Linked DNA regions of Homo sapiens: region 1 is linked to region 2. The links are chromatin contacts, found by Hi-C or POLR2A ChIA-PET in ENCODE. All regions are on one chromosome and are shown on one strand. Each heading gives the region's core, a stretch centred on a gene start or an enhancer-like site at or near the end of the contact. The rest is flanking DNA. Distances are from core to core; before and after follow the strand shown. Region 1 overlaps SDK2 (sidekick cell adhesion molecule 2). Region 2 holds the start of SDK2 (sidekick cell adhesion molecule 2).

What was found. Hi-C counts contacts between places; a loop is a spot of excess contacts on that map. ChIA-PET counts read pairs that join two places held with the same protein, here RNA polymerase II (POLR2A). Pooled maps may share reads with other maps.
Region 1: a map of mammary epithelial cell shows a loop between it and region 2 (4-fold over the local background). The contact joins the enhancer-like site here to the promoter of SDK2 in region 2. A Hi-C loop is called at or near these places in 1 of 168 maps with a recorded cell type or tissue (mammary epithelial cell) and 4 of 50 pooled maps. POLR2A ChIA-PET finds 5 or more read pairs at or near these places in 2 of 52 experiments (CD4-positive, alpha-beta T cell and H1).

The regions. Positions count from the first base shown.
Region 1 is chr17:73,475,748-73,480,108 of GRCh38, reverse strand. The region is part of intron 2 of SDK2 (sidekick cell adhesion molecule 2); the gene reads left to right. Among named protein-coding and RNA genes, the nearest start is that of SDK2-AS1, 36 kb to the left of the region's middle. Within about 2 kb of position 3,073, at least 3 of the 41 ENCODE cell types and tissues checked have a DNase peak (open chromatin) inside an H3K27ac peak, as active enhancers do.
Region 2 is chr17:73,642,701-73,646,973 of GRCh38, reverse strand. SDK2 (sidekick cell adhesion molecule 2) reads left to right here and starts at 2,529. Exons shown (of 45, transcript NM_001144952.2): 1 at 2,529-2,949. The coding sequence starts at 2,886. It overlaps LOC124904054 (a long non-coding RNA gene), which reads right to left and starts at 1,500. Exons shown (of 2, transcript XR_007065893.1): 1 at 1,280-1,500; 2 at 870-1,153.

The DNA.
Region 1 (4,361 bases), core at 1,824-4,323, 170 kb after region 2:
TACTGTGAGGATCAGATGAGTGGATACGTTAAAGTCCTAGAGGGAGAGGAGCAGAAAAAAATAACTATTGGGTACTAGGCTTAATACCTGGGTGATGATAAAGAAAATAAAACTTAGGTCAGGTACAGTGGCTCACGCCTGTAATCCCAGCACTTTGGGAGGCCAAAGGAGGTGGATCACCTGAGGTCAGGAGTTCAAGATCAGCCTGGCCAACATGGCGAAACCCCATCTCTACTAAAAAATATTAAAAATTAGCCGGGCATGGGGGCAGGTGCCCGTAATCCCAGCTACTTGGGAGGCTGAGGCAGGAGAATTGCTTGAACCCAGGAGACGGAGGTTGCAGTGAGCCGAGATTGTGCCATTGCACTCCAGGCTGGGTGACAGAGCGAGACTCTGTCTCAAAAATAAATAAATAAAAATAAGACTTAAAAAATAAAATACAATTACAGCAATGTGATTAAAAAATATAAAGTCCTTAGAGCAGTGACATTTATTATAATAATAGTTATTATGTTAATTGCATAATGGTATATTGTTATTATTTATTACCTGGTACATGTTCTTTTCCCTTTTGATCGCCCTGGACAGAGTTTTGCCCGATTTCCTGAAGAATCTTTGCAAAAGCAAATCCACAAATATAGTCAGTCTTTTTCTAGCCGGCCACCAGTCCAGTGGCCAGGTCCTCGATCACCACCTAAGTCTTCCTGCTGCAGGAACAGGCCCAGTGTGTGCTCACAGGTGTCTGAGGACACACACACACACACGCACAGACATGCACATGCTCAGCACTTGCTGCTTCTCCTGCCTGCTGCCCAAAAGTCCATGGGGAGAGGGAAGGAAATCTGGGTTCCCGAGCTCAGTGGCCCACTGCTGTTCCTGGAACCTGTGTTGGCCTCAGACATCTGGGGCGACACCTGCAGGCAGCAGGCACACATGGTCCCCTGACCCCCCAGTGGACATGATGACCCACCTGCCTTCTCTACCTGAGCACAGTTCACTTGAGGAGAGGAGGCCTCATCCAAACATGTGTGTGCACAAATGTATGTGCACAGTCATGTATGAGTTTGCAGGGAGGTGGATTGCATGAGTTTGCATGTGTGTGCACAGCACGGCGTGCATGAATGTGCGTTGTACCATGGGTGAGTATGCATGAGTGTGCTCCGTGTATGTGCACAAGTGTGCACATGTGCACTCACACACACCTCCTTCCTCCATGGGAGCATCACCGCGTGCATCTCCAGGCGTCTGATTTATTAACGAGGACAATACAAGGAGAGTGTGCCTATTATTTCTGGTGTCCGCATCAGCTCCTGACAGCTTCGTGGAATTGAAATATCTTATTTAATGCGAGTAAGAATCATTTTAAATATCAACTGTGACACTCAAGGACTCGAACCAAAAAGGGCATTGTGTGTTTCCTCATGTGCTGGAGAAGATGCCACATTTGTTAGGCTGTTATTGTCCCCCCTGCTCCTCTCTTGTCGCTAAAAATCCAATTATCTGTCCTGGCTCTTCCTCCCACTGTTGTCTTGCGCCCTCCACCCTGAGCTCATCTCTTCATCTTCGAAGAGTGGACTGAGCCGCAGGGTCCTGCCGGATTAAAATCAGGACAATCTGTGATGGAGATGACGAGAACGGGTGTGGATTCTTGGCGTATCTTCCTTCACTGCCCTCTTTCTGCCCCCAGCCCCAAGCCCAGCCCCTGAGGTGCTCTCTCTACCGCCTGCTGCTTTTGACCATTGAACTGGGAGAAAGCAAATCTTCCTCCACCCGGAAGATTCCTCAATACTCTGCAGCTGTCAAAAAGCCCGAGGAAGCTCCATGCACAGCTACGGAAAGATTTTTGAGATACATTGTCACTTGCACAAAGCAAGGAGCAGAACAGTGCCTACAGGAGGCCATGTCTCCTGTTTATAATGGGGAGGGATTCTAAATGCGTATTTGCTTGCATTTGCATAAAGAAGTTCTGAAAAGACACTCAGGAAACTAATGACAGTCGTTTCCTCCCTGTGTATGTTGGGGATCAGGATGACAGGGCAGCTGGGGGACAAGGGTGGGAGAGACGTTTTGCTGTGTACTTTTTCTTTTCTTTGAATTTTGAATTGTGAATATATTTCCTATAATAAATAAATAAAGAGCAGTCCTTTGAAAGGACCTAGGGGTAGGTGAATGCAGGTGTGTGCTGGCTCCCAGAGGCCACAACCCAGCAGCTCTTCCTCGTTGAATAGAGATTAAGGTTGCAGGTCACCCAGCCACCGTCACTGTTCCTCATCCCTGGAGGAGCCAGGTTCCTGCTCTTCCACCTCAAGGAGGCACATGGAGGTGACTGGGAGGTTGAGGGGTCAGAAGCCGAGGAATGTGCCAGGCAGGGGACTCCATGCTCCCCTAGTGCTTGGCTGAAGCCCCTAGAGGATCCCCATTCTAGGGGGAGGGCCTCTGCTTCACCCTCCTCTCTGAGCCTCCCCGCCAATGACTCTTACATTTGCCCCTTCACTTGGCAAGCATTTGTGCAGGCATTTGTATCCACGGCCTCGCTGGATGCCCACATCAAAGATGGCCATCATTATTCCCATTTTACAGTCAGGGAAACTAAGGCTTGCAAGGTCCCATAACTTGCCTGGGCCACACATCTAAGAAAGAACAGAAGTGAAAGTCAAGTGTAAGTCCCCCTGAGGTGGAAGTCCTGGTGCCTTCTCCAACACTGCACTTCCTCTTGAGTGGATCAGGTGTGGACCCTTCAGCTCCGGCCCTGCTGCTCCTCCAGGAGCCATTTAATCCACCCCCCACCCCCGGGGTGACCTGGATGGGGCTGGACTCAGCCAGTCTCCTGCTGGGCTGGCAGCTACGGGTGAGTGGGGCAGGCAGAGCTGTGGGCTGAGTGTGTCTTGGTGGCCCAGGAGGGAGCGCATTGGGGATAATGAGTGCTGTTACTGTCATTATCGGAGGTGCTTACAGTGCGCTGGACTCACAAACCGAGAAGCTGGCCAAATGCCTCTTCCACCCGCCTGGGAGGCAGGGAGACGAGAGCTGCAATTTGGGTGGAGTGAAGTGGGTTTCCCTGGTAGGAAAGGCAGTGGGCGGAACTGTTACTTTAAATAATGTTGCCTACAAGCCAGAAATAGGTCTCCCAGGCAGGGAGCACCAAAGAGACAGCCCAAAGAAACGGAGGCGGAGGAGCGGGAGAGAGGTTGTACCCGCACTGCTGGGGCAGGGATTACCTGCCCTCGATCGCAGAGGGGTACAGAGGGCGGCCTGGGGGAGGGGAGGGGGCCAGCAGCCCACGGGCCTTCCTCATGGCCCTAATTAGACCCTAACTGGGACCTGGGTATTCCTGGCTGAAGCAAATAGACATAGTCCTCGCTACTTGGAAGGTTGAGGCAGGAGGATCGCTTAAGCCCAGGAGTCTGAAGTTACAGTGAGCTAGGATCTCGCCATTGCCCTCCAGCCTGGGTGACAAAATGAGACCCTGTCTCTAAAAAATAAAAAAAATGAAAAAGAAATGGGCTTTTATTAAAGTTTAAATTTCACCACGCCTCACTGACATCAGCAAACAAATCCAGATCCAATGAGCCCCTGGTGCCGTTTTTATAATGTATGCTTAAATTATGTGCACAATGTGCATCTTTTTATTTTACTTTTAAAATAAAAGCAATATATGCGTACGATAAAGAAAATTCTGATGGCATAGAAAGACATAAAATCAAAAAATAGAAGTTTCTTCCCTCCCCATCCCGGGTATCTCTCCCAAAAGGGAGATAACACATTCTGGAGTATCCGTCTTGAAAAAATTGTATGCCTATCCCAGTGTGTTTGTGTGGTTATAAGTGTGTGCGTTTGTGCTTGTGTATTTGTATACACACAATACACAGAAATATATATATACTATTTCAATTTACCCAAATGGCATCATAGCAAATACTATCATGTCATCACACTATTCTTTACCTTTTTTTTGTTTGTTTGCATTTTTGCAACAAACTTAAATTATTATTGGTTTTTTTGAGACAGAGTCTTTGTTGCCCAGGCTGGAGTGCAGTGGTGCAATCTCAGCTCACTGCAACCTCCACCTCCTGGGTTCAAGCGATTCTCCTGCCTCAGCCTCCCGAATAGCTGGGACTACAGGCGTGTGCCACCACACCTGGCTAATTTTTGTGTTTTTAGTAGAAACGGGGCTTTGCCATGCTGGCCATGCTGGTCTTGAACTCCTGACCTCAAGTGATCTGCCCACCTCGGTCTCCCAAAGTGCGGGGATTTTTATTGGACCAGTTTGTATGATGTAAAACATTAAGGGTTTGGTAGCCTGTATCAATGAACAGCAACCGATAAGAATATATTATCATTCTTGTCCCTAACAGTCAACT
Region 2 (4,273 bases), core at 1,280-3,779:
TCAGACTTTTATGTCCACGCGAACTCCTACCCTCTGTGATGTAAACGGAGATGCAGCCCTTTCTGCTATCTGGCCTAAGAGACAGAAGGAGAGGTTCCCCGCAAATACGGCTCTCAGGCCCCCTCTGTGAGCGAACAGAGTAACAGCACCCTAAAGACCAGAGCTCTTCCTGACAGTCTGGGAAGGGCCTGAGCTCACAGCTGGGGACATTCAGAGTATGTAGGGGGTGTGCACTGTCACATCTGGGCATCATTAAGCAGGTGGGAGTGACATGGCCACCAAGGAGAAGGAGAGTTGGTCACATCTAGGCTGCCTGCCCCCAAAGCCCTCGCATTTACAAATCAGCCAGCCAGAGGGGCTTCAGCTGGGGATGGAGCAGGTTGCCAGGGGGAAATGTTGTTTGAATTAGGTGATTGAAACGCTGTAGGCAAGGCAGGCCAGCTTCTCAGACATTTTTAATAAATGCTTACGGTTCTTCTTCCAAAGCAGGTGAAAGGAGAATATATAAGTAACGATATATTTGCGGTGGCTATGCCTATTCCACAGCAATCACAAGGGGTGTCCTTGGGGTGGGAGTGCGCCTGGGAAAGAGTTGGCAATCAGTGAGTGACAGTCCTAGACTTCAAGGACCAGAAAGACTAGGCAGCCGTGGGGGACCAGACTAAGTAGGACCACGAGAGAGAGTAGAGAGAAGCACTGTGGCAAAAGATGGAGGGTCTCACTAGCTCTTTATTTCCCAGAAGAAATATCAGACACGCAGGGTAGACTTCTGCATTAAGCACCGCAGGCCCAGTGCCAGGGACCATAGTCTTTTGGGGCCCATGAAAATGTTTTGATTTCTTTTAAAATCAGAAAAAAATAAGTAAAGCTTTAGGCTGAAGAACATGTTTTAATATGCAATATTAATATACTTTTCCTTATGCCAACGCAGTTGCAAAATCTTATTTTTAATAATTTTGTTAGCAGGGAAAGGAGTCCACCGAGGCGAAGGCACCTGAAATTTTCCCAGTGCCCGGGAAATTTTAACAGAAGCCTGTTAACCCCAGCTGAGCTTCGTGGAGTAGGCGCTAGCTCTGGGCCACAGCAGAGGACGCCTCCGGGCTCTCTTGTTTGAATTCCTCCACCAATGTCCGGTTCTTCTACTCTTTACAAGCTGGGCTCCGAAGGAAAAAAGAAGAAACAAAGAACGCACGCTCCTTGGCACCAACTTCACTTTCTCAGGCTTCTGCAGGTCCCAGGCCTCCCGATGTCTCCCCCTCCGCCCTGAGCATTTCCAGACCTTGGAGAGCCTGACTTGGGAAGGGGAAACTGGAATCAATCGGTTGACCGACCCCCTTTTCCCAACCGCCGCCTCCCCACCAATCACTCCATGTCCGGAAGGGGGCTGGGGGCTCCCGACTATAGGAGACTCTGGGAGTCCTATGAGGCCTTTGAGACAGGGGCGCGAGCGAGGCTGGAAGGAAAGGCTGGGCAGAGAGCGGAGGGGCTCGCGCGCATCTCTCCCGGCGCGGCAGAAGGTTGGCACTGCTGCCCCCCTGCGGGTCCCAGAGCCGCTGGGCGCCCGCGGCCGCGCAGTCGGATTGTATTTCTGCGGGGCTCGCTCCCGGGCCTGGCTCGGGGCCGCCGCCGCCGCCGCCGCCCCTCCCGGCGCGCAGGCTGCTCTCCAGTCGCGGCCACGGGGTAGCGCTCGGCCCCCCTCTCCGCGTCTCCGCCTCCGCCGCGCTCGTCCCCGGCTCACGCTGCCCCCGCAGCTCCGGCTCGGCGCAGGCAGGAGCGGCTCTCTGGACGCCGAGCCCGGGAAGCGGAGGGCGGCGGGCTCGGCGAGCGGCAGCGGCGGCCGAGGCGCTGGGGCGGCCGTTGCTCCTCCGGCCCGGGAGGTCGGCGATCGCCGGGCGTCCGAAGGGGCGCCGCGTCCCCGGAGCCGGGGCTGCCCGCCGGGCTCTCCGTGCGTCTTCCCGAGAGCTCCGGCCGGGGCGCGGCGGAGGGCAGAGCCGCCGGTCTCCATCCTCGGGCCGGCAGGAGGCTCTGCGCCCGGGCGCCGGCGACAGCCCGCGTCGCGAAGCCCAGCACCCTCCCCCGCCGCCCCGCGGCTGGCGCGGACATGGGCGCTCAGGGCTGCGCGCCCGGCTCCGGGACCCGCAAAGTTTGCTAGCCGGCTGGGCGCGGAGCCGAGGGCGCGCCCGGCCCCAGCGCCCCCGGAGGAGACCCGGCGTCTCCCGATTCGGCGCGAGGGCGGTGGAGCCCAGAGGGGGTGGTTCGGCCCCGCCAGATGCTGCCTGCAAAGTTAGAGAGAAGAAAACTTCAGCTCCAGGGAGATTCGGACCGCTATGCTCACCGCGTCCCCCGAAACCGGCGCCCCTAAAAGAACCCCCGCACCCGCGTCTGCCACTGCGCTCGGCTCTGGCCGGGTCCCGGGGGCCCGGCGCCTGGAACGGCGGTGACTGCGTCGGCCGGGAGAACCCAACCAGGGGGCGGGGAGGGGGCGGGCAACGTGGCCACGGGAGGAAGTTTCCTGAAGTTGTCCATTTATTCCGGAGCTCGGCCGGCGACCCGGCCGGATCGCAGAGGCCGCCCTGTTTGGGAGAAGTCGGAGTTGGGGTGCTAAGGGAGAGAGGCGCCCTAGTCCGAGAGGGCGGCCTGGCCTCTTTCTCCCTGCTCGCCCCTCGCCTTCCGGGCGCGCTGCCGGGCTCGGACTAGTACAGAAGAGGAGGAAGGGTTGGGGTAGCCAAGCGCTGCCCCTCCCGGGCATATTACACCCCGGGGCACGGAGCCGCGTAGACTGACTGTTTCCTGGGACTAAGCCACGGGGTATCGGACCCCACCAGGATTATAAAACAGGGCGGAGGGAAGGGAGACCCCGAGGACCCCTCTCCAGGCTGGTCACCATGTGGGGGCTTTTGATCTGGACACTGCTAGCTCTGCATCAGATCCGCGCGGCCAGAGCCCAAGGTAAGGAGGGACCCCCACGTGGGGACAGGGAGGGGGCTGGGAGAGTGGGCGGGGGAGGGGCGGCGGGAGCTGGCCGGCCTCACGGTGACCTCCTGGACACCCGGCTTAGCCGTGGCAGAGCCCTCTCCAGGGAGTTTCAAGACACCCCATCTCCCAAGTTTTGGGGCTCTTTTGGGGGTGGGGCAGTCTCTCCGAGACTTGTGGCTTCCGAATGGGGGAAGGTGGGGACGACCTGGGGAGGCAGAGAAGAGCCCAAGGTGAAGTGGGAGGGGCGCTCCCCTCCCCCCGTCTGCTGTGGCTGCCCTGCGCCGGCTTGGGAGGGGAGCGACATTCCGTGCCGGGCTCCACGCTCGGCTACGCTGAGCTTCCCAGACCGAGCTCCTGGTTCCCTGCTCGGTGTCTGCGGGGAAGGGCAGGGCCCCTGCCGGGCAGGCGATGGCCTCCCCGGGGCGAGGGAGTGGGGTGGGCGAGCGCTGGATGCCGGGTTGCTCGCCCGGGGAGAGCAATTGCCCGGCTTGGCCACGTACGGGAGCCCGCCCCTGGCTGCTCGGCCAGCCGCTGGGGCTGGGGGTGCTTCGCTGCGCGGGCCTGGAGCCAAGGTCGCGGGTGCAGCCGCGGACCCACCGGGGGGTGGTGCACAGGGAGGGTCTGAGGCCTCCCCTCCTACCCATCCACCCACACCCAGCATCCCCGCCCCTGCCTCCAGCCTCCGCTGTTCGCTCGATAGTCTGTGCAGCCGCTCGCTGCTGTGACCTGTGGCTGCCGGGAGCAGCCTCGCGGTGGAGAAGGGCTGGTGGCTTTGGGTTTGGGAGTGCTACGAAGGATCCGAGGTGTGATCTGCGCTGCCCGCTTCCTGAGGGTGGATGCCCAGACGTCCCCCTGGTCCCCGGGCAGGTCCCCGAGGTGAAGGGCGGCTGCACCGGCGGTTCCTCGACTTTGGGGTTCGCCGATCCAGACAGTGGTGTCAGCGGTGTCCGAGCGGCGCCTGCTGGGGGCGGAGGGAGACGAAGCCTGGACCGAGCTCCAGGACTCGCAGGGCTAGGCCTTCACTCTCGCAGGCTCAGGAGGGGGCCAGACCCACCCTAGGGGTCCGGACTGTGGGGGCTGCAACCCACTCCCCACGCCGCCTCGTGCGCCAGGCAATCCAGAGAGCCAAGATCAAAGAGATGAAAATAATCAGCTCTCACTCACAGGGCTGAGGGGAGGATTTTACGAGGTAATTTACATAAAAGCACTTCGAAATTTTGTAACGAGCCCTATAAATGTAGGGTAATAAAAGTTATTATTTTTATGATCATCATAAAATCTTTGAACAAGCGAGGAC